Regions from separate parts of the Homo sapiens genome. Here region 2 is linked to region 1. A link is a contact called in ENCODE Hi-C or POLR2A ChIA-PET data. All regions are on one chromosome and are shown on one strand. Each heading gives the region's core, a stretch centred on a gene start or an enhancer-like site at or near the end of the contact. The rest is flanking DNA. Distances are from core to core; before and after follow the strand shown. Region 1 has its middle 20 kb from the start of EHF. Region 2 overlaps EHF (ETS homologous factor).

The links. Hi-C counts contacts between places; a loop is a spot of excess contacts on that map. ChIA-PET counts read pairs that join two places held with the same protein, here RNA polymerase II (POLR2A). Pooled maps may share reads with other maps.
Region 2: a loop to region 1 is called in a map of heart right ventricle, with 4 times the contacts of the local background. The contact joins two enhancer-like sites. A Hi-C loop is called at or near these places in 25 of 168 maps with a recorded cell type or tissue (B cell, CD14-positive monocyte, Caco-2 and 19 more), 29 of 37 single-sample maps with no recorded cell type and 28 of 50 pooled maps. POLR2A ChIA-PET finds 5 or more read pairs at or near these places in 11 of 52 experiments (A549, AG04450, Caco-2 and 7 more).

What each region holds. Positions count from the first base shown.
Region 1 is chr11:34,598,437-34,603,686 of GRCh38, forward strand. No RefSeq gene overlaps it. Among named protein-coding and RNA genes, the nearest start is that of EHF, 20 kb to the right of the region's middle. RefSeq lists enhancers at 693-1,892, 5,186-5,250. Within about 2 kb of position 2,020, at least 15 of the 41 ENCODE cell types and tissues checked have a DNase peak (open chromatin) inside an H3K27ac peak, as active enhancers do; they include PC-9, where a contact is called at or near this core.
Region 2 is chr11:34,648,073-34,653,322 of GRCh38, forward strand. It overlaps EHF (ETS homologous factor), which reads left to right. Exons shown (of 9, transcript NM_012153.6): 4 at 947-1,009; 5 at 3,470-3,538; 6 at 3,665-3,733. Among named protein-coding and RNA genes, the nearest start is that of EHF, 30 kb to the left of the region's middle. RefSeq lists an enhancer at 2,572-2,821. Within about 2 kb of position 2,564, at least 10 of the 41 ENCODE cell types and tissues checked have a DNase peak (open chromatin) inside an H3K27ac peak, as active enhancers do; they include PC-9, where a contact is called at or near this core.

The DNA.
Region 1 (5,250 bases), core at 770-3,269:
ATTAACAAATCACTCTCCAAAGTATTTATAACAATCAACACTCCTGAACAAGCAGTGGGTTGGAATTCCTTCCTCATCACATCCTGGCCAACAATTATTATCATCAGATTTTTTAATTTTGCCAATTTGAAGGAAATGCAGTGGCTTCTCATGTGTTAGTGTTTCTGATGATCAGTGAGGTTGAGTGTCATTTTTTTTTTTTTTTTTTTTTTTTTTTGAGATGGAGTTTTGCTCTTGTTGCCCAGGCTGGAGTGCAATGGTGCTATCTTGGCTCACTGCAACCTCCGCCTCCCGGGTTCAAGTGATTCTCCTGCTTCAGCCTCCCAAGTAGATGGGATTACAGGCATGCACCACCATGCCTGGCTAAGTTTTGTATTTTTAGTAAAGACAGGGTTTCACCATGTTGGTCAGGCTGGTCTCAAACTCCTGACCTCAAGTGATCTGCCTGCCTCGGCTCCCAAAGTGCTGGGATTACAGGCACGAGCCACTGCACCTGGCCGATTGAGCATCTTTTTATGTGTTTAATGATGCTCATTTTTTATTGACTTCCTTCTGTGCTTTCTTTTTTTTAGCAGTGAATTTGAGTTGTAAGAATATGTATTTCTTTCACTCTGGGATTCACCTACATAAAGTAATTTTCACTTGAATGAAAAAGAAATCAGTTGTATAAACATCTGTTTTTTCTGAATTTTACTGGTGTAAAAATGGCCACTCAGCCCTGGAAGAAACAAAGGCACTTTGCCAACTGAAGTTGCAGATGGGAAATTTTTAGAAAGGTCCTGTTCAACCTCTGGAAGGGGAAGATCATATCTGAAAGTCAGGGTAATCCACCCAACCCAAATGTTTCTTCTACTATGGGTTCTGAGGATTCGTCCATGTGCTTCTTCTGCGTTGCTGCCATCTGATTTCCTTTGCTAGGCTCCTCTTGCAACTTGGGCTACAAAGAGGTGCTTCATAGTCCACAGTCTTTGCCTCACCTTCAGTCTTGAGGTGGTCCCCTAGGAGTTATTGGTAGTTGCCGCTGGAAGCCATTCTAACAAACCTGGCGAAGGCACAAAAGGATAGAAAGCCTTTAGCCAATATGGTGCCATCAAAAACAAACAGAGCACGCTGCCCAGTCCTCTTCTGGTTGCCTTTACTAATGCATCAGTCATACTTCTTCTGCACTCGATCTTAGCCAAGAGGTCGAGAAGCCATAGTCATAATTCTTCTGAAATTAATCTCTTCCTGCCCCACCTCCCCATCATCTGTCTTTGAATTCCCAGGGCTAGTACTCATAAGATTATCTCTTTCTTCTCCTTTATGAGGAGACCCATTCTTTTTCACAAACCAGCCACAAAAGCAAGTGTCATTACCCCCTACCGGAAATACCAGACAGAGAGTTCATCTGGGGTTAGTTTCTAATCAAGCCTCCTGCCCGGGTTTTTCCTGCTCCTGTCTTGAAGCGACCACAGGGGGAGAGCAGTTTCCAAATATGATCCCTCCTTTCCACTGTCACTTGTCCAACCCCGACCACTATCATTCTTTTATTTGCTTCTCCCCTGAGCCAGCCAAGAGCCTAGGTCAGTGACAGGGCAGGCAGAAGAGAGAGGGGCTTCCAGGAAGGAGAGGGAGCAACCCACAGAAGAGGCAGCAAGACAGGAAGGCGGGCAGGGGCTGAAAATCCAATACATATCTAAGTACATTTTTCTAGGATGGGCTTCTACACTCAGCCAAAACATATATTGCATATTGTTTGTATTTTTTAGAGGTTTACAGGTCTCCCTGAAAGTCCCTCTGTGGAATTATAAACCTCTAATAAAAAATCCCAGGGTTAAAGAAAGGAAAAGATGAAGGAGAGGCCCACACTCTGAAAGGAAAGGGTTCAGCGACTCCTGGAAGGTTCTGGATGGTGCTTCCTTGACCAAGTCAGCTGCTTCTTCTACCTGGTCTCCTTTGTGGTTCAGCTGGGGTGGGGCTTACTAGAAAAAGCTGTGGGAGGTGGTTGCTCCAACGTATGGGGGCTGTCTGTAAGTGTAGGTGTTATCTGATGAAAGCTGCCCCGGGTGAGGGTTTGTACAGAAAGCCCCTGGTGGTGGGGAGATAATGTCAAGCTTCTCTCTCTCTCCCAGATCCTGGTTGTATCCTCTGTCCCTCTCCACCCCCACCCACTCACCCACAGACTTCCAAGGAACCGGCGCCTGCAGACATGCCTCTCTGATGCCCTCCCAGTAACCCCTGGCAGGCAGCACAGCGCCAAACCTCTTGGCCTTACCCCACTGGGCCCATGACCCAGTGGCTGTGCCTCTGGGTCCTCCCTGTCCTGCAAAGAGAACTGGGCCCTCAGTCAGGTTCTTCTGCTCCAACCCAGTGGCCACCTGTGCTCTTGGGGAGCTCGGGGGAGGCTGGGAAACTTTCAAAGAGCAGTTAATCACTAACTAGCTGGAGATAAGAGAGAGAGAATGAAACAATTGAGAAAATGCCCAACCCAGAGGTTAGTGCTTCCCTGCCTGCACACGCCAGAACCTGGCCCGCGCAGAGAAACTGGCGATCAAACTGAGTTTGTTCACTGGAGAGAGCTGACATACAGTCTCTAAGGGGCTGCAGTATCCCAGGCTGAGGTCCAGTGGCAGCCGCTGCCCCTTTCCTCCTAGGGCCCTTTCCTTCAGCCATGCCTCAGCCCTGAAGACAAACAGGAGCAGTTTTCAAGGAGCCCTTCCCTTATCTCTAAGGTCTGGGCCTGGAATTCAGCTTGGCCCATTTACTATGCCAGCTCTGTGCAGGGTGCAGAGATCCAAGATAAATCAGACAGGGTCTCTGCTGTCAGTGTGCTCAAGGAAAGAGGCTTTTAGGGGAAACAAATCTAAACGACTGCCAGCTGGAACTTCAACTCTGTAAAGCAGCACCCTGCCACATCTGCCTGCTGGAACATTTTCATCTGCTGGGCTCACGTAGCTGTGCAACAGCTGGGGCTGGGGTCACATTCTGGGCTGATCTGATGATTATTTTGGCTAGAGTGAGCTCATCCTTTTTGTTTTCAGGAGCTGTTCAAGGGTGGTCTGATGGTTTGGATCAAGACTAGCTGTATCCCGGAGAAGAATACGTTGACTTTTCTGGGGTGGGGTCTGGGGCAGAAAGCAAGAAGGCTGCCTTACTTCAAGGAAGGCTCTCCTTCCACCTTCTGCCCTCTGAGTGCCTTGTATGCGCAAGTGACACTAGACAAAGTGCTTAACACTTATTACCTGACTTGAATCTCCCAATGGCCCTGTAAAGCAGGTACTCCATTATCATCACCACCCTTCTTTTTACAGGCAAGAAAACCAAGGCACAGTCAGTTTAAATAACTGGCTCAAGGCTGCACGGCCGATAAGTAGCAAATTTGGACTTCGAATCTGGGCGCTCTGGCTTCAAAGTGTGCTGTCCATTGTTCAGGTTCTGGTCTGGTACTGGCAATGTCAGCCACACCTGGAAGCTTGCTAGGACTATAGAATCCCCAGCTGACCCCAAACTCCCCAAATTAGCACCATGATTTTAACAAGATCTCAGGTGATTGGTGTACACATTACAGTTAGAGAAACACTGCCCTTTTCACATTATATGGCTCTGTGCTCAGTACAGATTTAATTTTCTTTTTTTTTTTTTTTATTATACTTTGAGTTCTGGGGTACATGCGCAGAACATGCAGGTTTGTTACATAGGTATATATGTGCCATGGTGGCTTGCTGCACCCATCAACAGGCCCCGGTGTGTGATATTCCCCTCCCTGTGTCCATGTGTTCTCATTGTTCAACTCCCACTTATGAGTGAGAATGCGGTGTTTGGTTTTCTGTTCTTGTGTTAGTTTCACAATCATTCTCAGATTTAGCTTTCAAACTATTCATTCCACCTGCCAACAATTAGCGAGCTCCAGACATTGTGCCAGGTGAATGATGGAGGTGAAGAGACAAATTTCCTTATAGAACTTGGCCATGCCCTTCATGCAGGCAGTGTGTGGAGTGCAAGTCAGGACACTTGGATCTAAATCCAGTGCTACCACCTGCCGGCTGCGAGACTGTGGCTGAGTCATTTCACCTTCTTGGGTCCCAGGTTCCTAATCGGTAAAACCGGGAGGCAAGCCAGAGATGTCCGGCCCCAGCAGCATATTCTATGTGAACAGGATGAGGTGCCCAGCAGGCAATCAGTGGGGATCTGCTGAATGAGGGAACCAGTAAATGAGTGAGTGAACCGATCATCCACCACAAGGAAAGAGCCCTCCATTTCCAAATGAAGAAAAGAAGTATGCTAGTGGAGGGGAGACGGGATTATCTGCTGTGTGTCAGGGAAGAGTAGGGCCTTCCCAAGCTCCCTTAATACTAACATTACACAGGGGTCCTCGCTTGCCCTTCTCAATGGTCCACTCAGATGATTTCTCTTGGCGAATGTCTGCCCCACATCTGTGTGTCACTCAGCAACTTTGGCCACCTATCCAGTGTGGGATCTCTAGATCACAAGGTGGGGAAAGGGGTGAGGAATGACCTAGAATCCTGGCCTCTGGCCTTAGAGCCTCACTTGTTAAAGGGAAAGGGGCAAATAAGATCTGAACATCAAAAATTATTTCAGCTTGCCTTCCCTCTCACTTTTCTCTGTCCCCTTCTCCTCTTGTCTTCCCTGCAAACCACTTTGAGTCTCCTTTGGTTACCAAGATAAAACCAATCCACATTAACTATGGCTGGTATTTTTTTCGCTTTTACTCCAAGCCAGTGCATAGAGCATTTTGCTCACATTAGATTATGGAATCCTTCAAACAACCTGATGATGAGTGGGTGCCATTGATACCCCCATTTTATAGCTGGGGCAACTGAGGCACAGGGTTGTTAAGCAGCTAACCTGAGGCCACTCGGTCACTTCCTTGTGGTGGGCCCAGGATTTGAATCCAGGTTTGCTCAACTCCAAAGCCTGTGTACTAAACGACACTTCCTGCCTTGATAAGATAATTGTGGTTGTTACTTGGCCAAATAAAGAGCCTATGGAGAAGTTGTTTCCAATGAAGCATATCAGCTTCTAAATCTGGCTGAACATTGGACTCTCCAAAGGGGCACAAAATACAGCTTTCCGGGCACCATCTTGAAATGACTGATTCAGCAAATTGGTCGTAGGCAGCGAGGCACCTGTAGTTTGGTAAAGCTCCCAGGTGATTCTGATAATGAGCTTGTGCAGAACCCATTTACCTAAGGAGAACGCGGGTTCAAAGGGACTGGACGGCTCTTCCTTATTTAGAGTAGGAGGCTGTTG
Region 2 (5,250 bases), core at 1,314-3,813, 50 kb after region 1:
CCTCTGAGTTCCTAATGTCCAGGCAGATTGCTCACTCTTTTGTTGTTTGCCTTTGTGTAGACCTTCTATCAACTAACATTTATTGAGTATTTACTTATACTAGGCACTGTAAGTGAATTAATTCATTTAATAACTTTATGACAAAGTAAATATTGTGCCCATTTTACAGGTGGGAAGACTGAATGTCAGAGAGGTTAAAGGCATGGCTTCTGTTCTTGAGATGTTTAGAATCTGTCTGGGGAAGAAAACAGACTAGATTCATATGCATTTACAAATATATATATATATATATAAGCATACATATATATGCTTTTATATATGATAATGGGAGAGGAGTTGCAAGCAAACAAGGTCATGTGATGTGTACTGCTTGTACATGTGCTGAGGCATAAATAAGGAAAGAGTCACCACATTTTATCCAGACATATCTCACAGATTGGATGTAATCATGATGGCATTGATTAGATTTTAAATCAAAGAAGAATCAAGCTAGTTAAAAAGGTTTTTCCCTACATTTTCATTTTCATATCATATCTTAGTATGGGAAAGCACCTTAGAAGTCATCTAGTGACCTTATCTAGTTTAATCTTGTTACAGATGGGGAAACTGAGACCCAGAAAGGTAAAGTGCACACACCTTCCTCATAGCTAGTAGTTGAAAAACTGGGCTTCTGAAGTTCTATTTCCACCATACTGAATGCCTTTACTATACCACATCAAATAATTGCTTCTAAGGTAGTGCCTTAGATTCCCAATTTTCTGGGGTCAGAGACTGCAGGCTTGAGTTTGTAGAGGCTGACAGAGAAACCACCTCCCATAAACAAACATAGGTGACCAGGCAGTAGGATGGCAGAAGCTCTGCAAAGATGCCAGTTCTGTCCTTATTTAAGCATCCAGTTCTGGCTCCATCTGGGCCCTCTCTGACTATCCCAATCTGTCCTTCACAGGCCAGTGCAGTAGTGACCTGTTCCAGTCCACACACAATGTCATTGTCAAGACTGAACAAACTGGTGAGTAGTAGTGGACAAAGGGAGCCAACCTAGCCTGGCAAAGCTCCGGGGAGGACAGTTGGGAGAGGGCAAGAGAGAATGTGGGGGCAAGTTTTTGCAGGAAACACAGGGAGGCCTTTTCCCTGGCTGTCTCTGATGGGCCACCCCCACCATGAATCTCATTCTTGCCCTTGCGACCAGTGACTGCCACCTATTTCCAATTTATAGACTTATGGGGAGCCACACTTCTCTGCCTCCTACTCCTGGTTGTGGCATCATCCAGACCTCAGGCCAGCAGCCAAGGAAAAGCAGAATATATGGTGGGCCTCCCCACCTTAAAAAGTGTCAGGGGAGTGGCCAAGTTTGGAAAGAGAAGAGGAAGGGGCAATGTCTCCTCTTCTCTCCCTCCTCCCTTGATGGGTGTGTGTTTCACAAAAAGGGTGAATATACTAACTTGGTATTGTAGTTAACAAATTTTTAGGGGCCCTGGGGAGCTTCTGCAGAGATGTACAAAGGTACCTGCAACCCAGCTCCTGCCTTAGGTGTGTTTTTATATGAAGGACAAAATGCTGGGCTCTGAGCAGAGTCTACAGTCCCATAGCATCTACATTCATTTTCGTTTCCTTTCCCCTGTCCTAAATCTCTCTCCTGGAGACTGTCCTCCAAAGTCCATGAGCCATCATAAAACTGTGCAGCAACTATTGCTCCTAAGTCACTCCCCATGTTCATGCCTGGGAGCCTGGGAGCCACGTGGGCCAACCAAGCTTTCCATAGACCTCCCTGAGGATGTGTCCCAGTCACCAAGGACAGAATTTGACCTGCAGGTGATTTGTGAGTCACTTGGGGCCAAAATTGGCCCATGCAGTTATTTACCCTTTCATAAGTGGGCTGGCCTACCATTATTAAAGAAAAAAGCAATAGCTGCTAAGCATGCAAATTAGGCTTTGCTAGCCCTGCCTTTCTCTTCAGAGGCCAGGGGATGGGCCATCTGGATGTTCTGTGCTTTACAGGCCTGGCCTTGCCCTAGAGATGGATGCAGGACTTGGTCAGGAGGATGGCACCCCCTCCCCTGCTTGACCTGTCAGATAGCCCCACCGAAGGAGCCAGGGTAATACTGGAGAGGTCCCAAATAACTTGATAATTCCTTCTTGACCATCCAGACATTCTTGTGTTGCCAGTTCAGAAAAGCTGAGTGGAAGGGTGGAGAAGAAGGTCCACCCTAGGAGGAGGGGAGAAGAAGCTCATAGAGGGGCCAACACCCCCATACCTCTTTGGTTCAGTTTGTTTTCAGAGACAACAACAGGTGTACAAGGTGACCCAACAAGGAGAGAGGGTGTAACCCCAAGAGATTGGGCTTGGGGTGTCCAAACATGTAGCTATTAGCTAAAATACCGGCTAAATCCCTATGTCGTAAACACGAGGACTTAGCCAGTAAGTCAGGTTTTGTATCATTTGTGCTATAAAAACAAAATGAAACTCAGTCAGTGGCTTACACCCCGGCCCTAAAACTCAGAACCCAGCAAGGAGGGGAGCTGAGGGTAACCTAGGTCTGCGGTGAGGAGAAAGCAGGAAGTTTCTGGTGAGGACGAGGTGAGAGATCTTACAGCTTTTGGCTAGCCAAGAAACAAAATGCTTCTGTTGGAGACCAGCCCAGATCTGGGGGTTGCGTAGGAGTTGAGCTCCATTTGGGGTAGGTGGAGGGGAGTTCCCTTTGAATCTGAAATCTGAAGAGTCAGTCAAAGTGAGAGGTGTTTACCGCAGCACACAGAAGAAAGAGAAAGAGAGACAGAGTACAAGAGCACTTCTTTTCTGCGATGGGGCAGTGGGGCTTCACTCTTAAAAGGTGTTTGTTTGATTTAGTAACACAGTCCACCCCTTCTCCTTGGTTTTGTTTTGAGAATTTTATGTCATCCTTTAAGCTAATTGGAAAAATCCTAGAGGGAGGGGGCTGTCACCCAACTTGGATGACAAATCTCTGGATTTCAGCAAGGAAGAAACTGTGATAAGATTGACAAGACTCTTCCTGAAAGAAATATCATTAACCCCCCAAGGCCTCATTAATTATTTATTATACATTTAAATAAATTAATCCCTAACAAGGCCTTCCCCCCCACCACACTCTAGGGTAAAAATATTCTGGTGATTATGCAGTAGAATGCAGAACAAAGCCAAGCCAGGTTAGGAAAATTCCCAGGAACCACTTGGTCTAGGACAGGTTCCCATTCTTGCAACTTCTCTCACTTCCCTAAAAATGCAATAGGTACAGAACACATGGATGAGGCCATTTCCCCGAGGATGCTGAAAGGAAAATTAGACAACATTATTATAAAGTAACGCAGCTGAAGCAGAATCATATCCCTTGTCTCTGAGGACCACTCCTCACCCCCCATACTTTGTTGATGAACAATGAATTAGAAAACGCAGCCTCTTCTCCCTGGGGAAAAGAGATCGCTGACTATTCTCCTTCTCTATTTTTTGTAGAGCCTTCCATCATGAACACCTGGAAAGACGAGAACTATTTATATGACACCAACTATGGTAGCACAGTAGGTAACTAACTCCCTGACACTTAAGGCCCTTTACATTCTTATTCAGTTTGTCTAAGAGCCACAGTGTTCTATTGTGAGGTGGGGGGAGGGGGTGCTCTAAATGTCCTTTATCTTTTCATGGCCACAGATTTGTTGGACAGCAAAACTTTCTGCCGGGCTCAGATCTCCATGACAACCACCAGTCACCTTCCTGTTGGTAAGCTGTCATCACATCTGAGGCTGGGTATGCCTAATGCTTAGGGAGAATCAGTGGGAATTACCAACACTCTACATTTCTGCCTTTCTGGAGTCTTTCTAATTAAAGGGCTAGGAAAGGGATGGGGTTACCATTAGACGAGGTTTGCTTTTGAGGCAATATTTGTACATCGAAGATGACCCGTAGGGATCCTCTAGGCAAAATGTTGGTCTCCTACGAAACTAGTCACTCTGTTGTGACAATAAAAGTTGTTTAGGCTTTTCTTTATTTTCAATGAAAACTTACTCTTGCAATATAGCTGCTAAAATTATTCATATTTGGGTATACTTATGGGAAATAAGGCTATATTTAATTTTCAACAAACTACATTTGGCTTTAGAGAAAGAATACCTCATAGTAAAATTCAAAGGTCCGTGAACCTGTAGTGATAGTTTCTGGGTGAAGGGGTAGCCATTGGAAACTTCCAGAATCCCCACAGTTACACTATTTTGTCAGTTTTTAAGTCTAATTCCGATGACTCATCAGTGCTCTCTAATCAGTCAGAGCACCTGCATTTTATGAGTTACGTTCACTTTAGCTGCATTTGGTTAAGCTTGGATGCAACTGGGGCTATCCATGCTCCTTAACCAAGGTTACACTGGGTGAGAAGTTTGGGATGTTGGGAGTCTGGGAGAGGGGATTTCAGATTACCACCCCCACCTACAAATAGGTGCATTGGCGTGTACAGTGTGGGAAATGGTTGAAAGAGGATCTTATGGTTTCCCGTGATCTGAGTATGAACTTGTGGATCTCTTTGGGTCTATGAAATGGCACTTAGACATCAGTCACAAGTGATAGTGCCTCTCTCCTGGAATTAAATTTGGAGCAACTTCAGAAATGGGATTTAATTGGGTCTTTGTGAAAGAAATTAGTCTGCAACCCTTCCTTCCTCTTTTTTTCTGTTTTTGTTTTTGCTTTTGAGAACTGAAATAATGAAAGGTTTTGGTTTGAGGTTTTGTTTGGGTCAAGCCCCTTAAATGAGATGGGGCTGGGAGCCAATGTAAATGCTTCTGGAATTGAGATTAAGAGCTGAGGCCAGCATAGCTCTCGACTTCTCCTTCCCCCAGTGGTCCTTAGCATTATGTGTCACTTGAGGTATTTGTTAAAATTAGGGAATAGATCAAACACTGGCAAGGCTTGGCTGTGTATTTGCTATTCTGGGGGAACTGAGCCAACCGGGGTAAAATTTCTGTGGCAATCATTGCCACTCAGTCAAGACCATGGGGTTCAGGGCTGAGGAAACCTCCCAAGTCACACTCTGAGTTCCTCTGCGACTTCCTACAGTGTCATCTCCCACATCCTTCCATCCTTCCATCCTTCCATCCTTCCATCCTTCCATCCTTCCATCCTTCCACTTGGGTCTTTGACTTACGGCAAAAAATTCCAACTAAGAATAAAGCTGAACCAACCACTTCCTGAGCCTCAGGGGCTAGTAGGTCTTGAGGCACCCGGGAAACAAAAACATCATAGTTACAGCT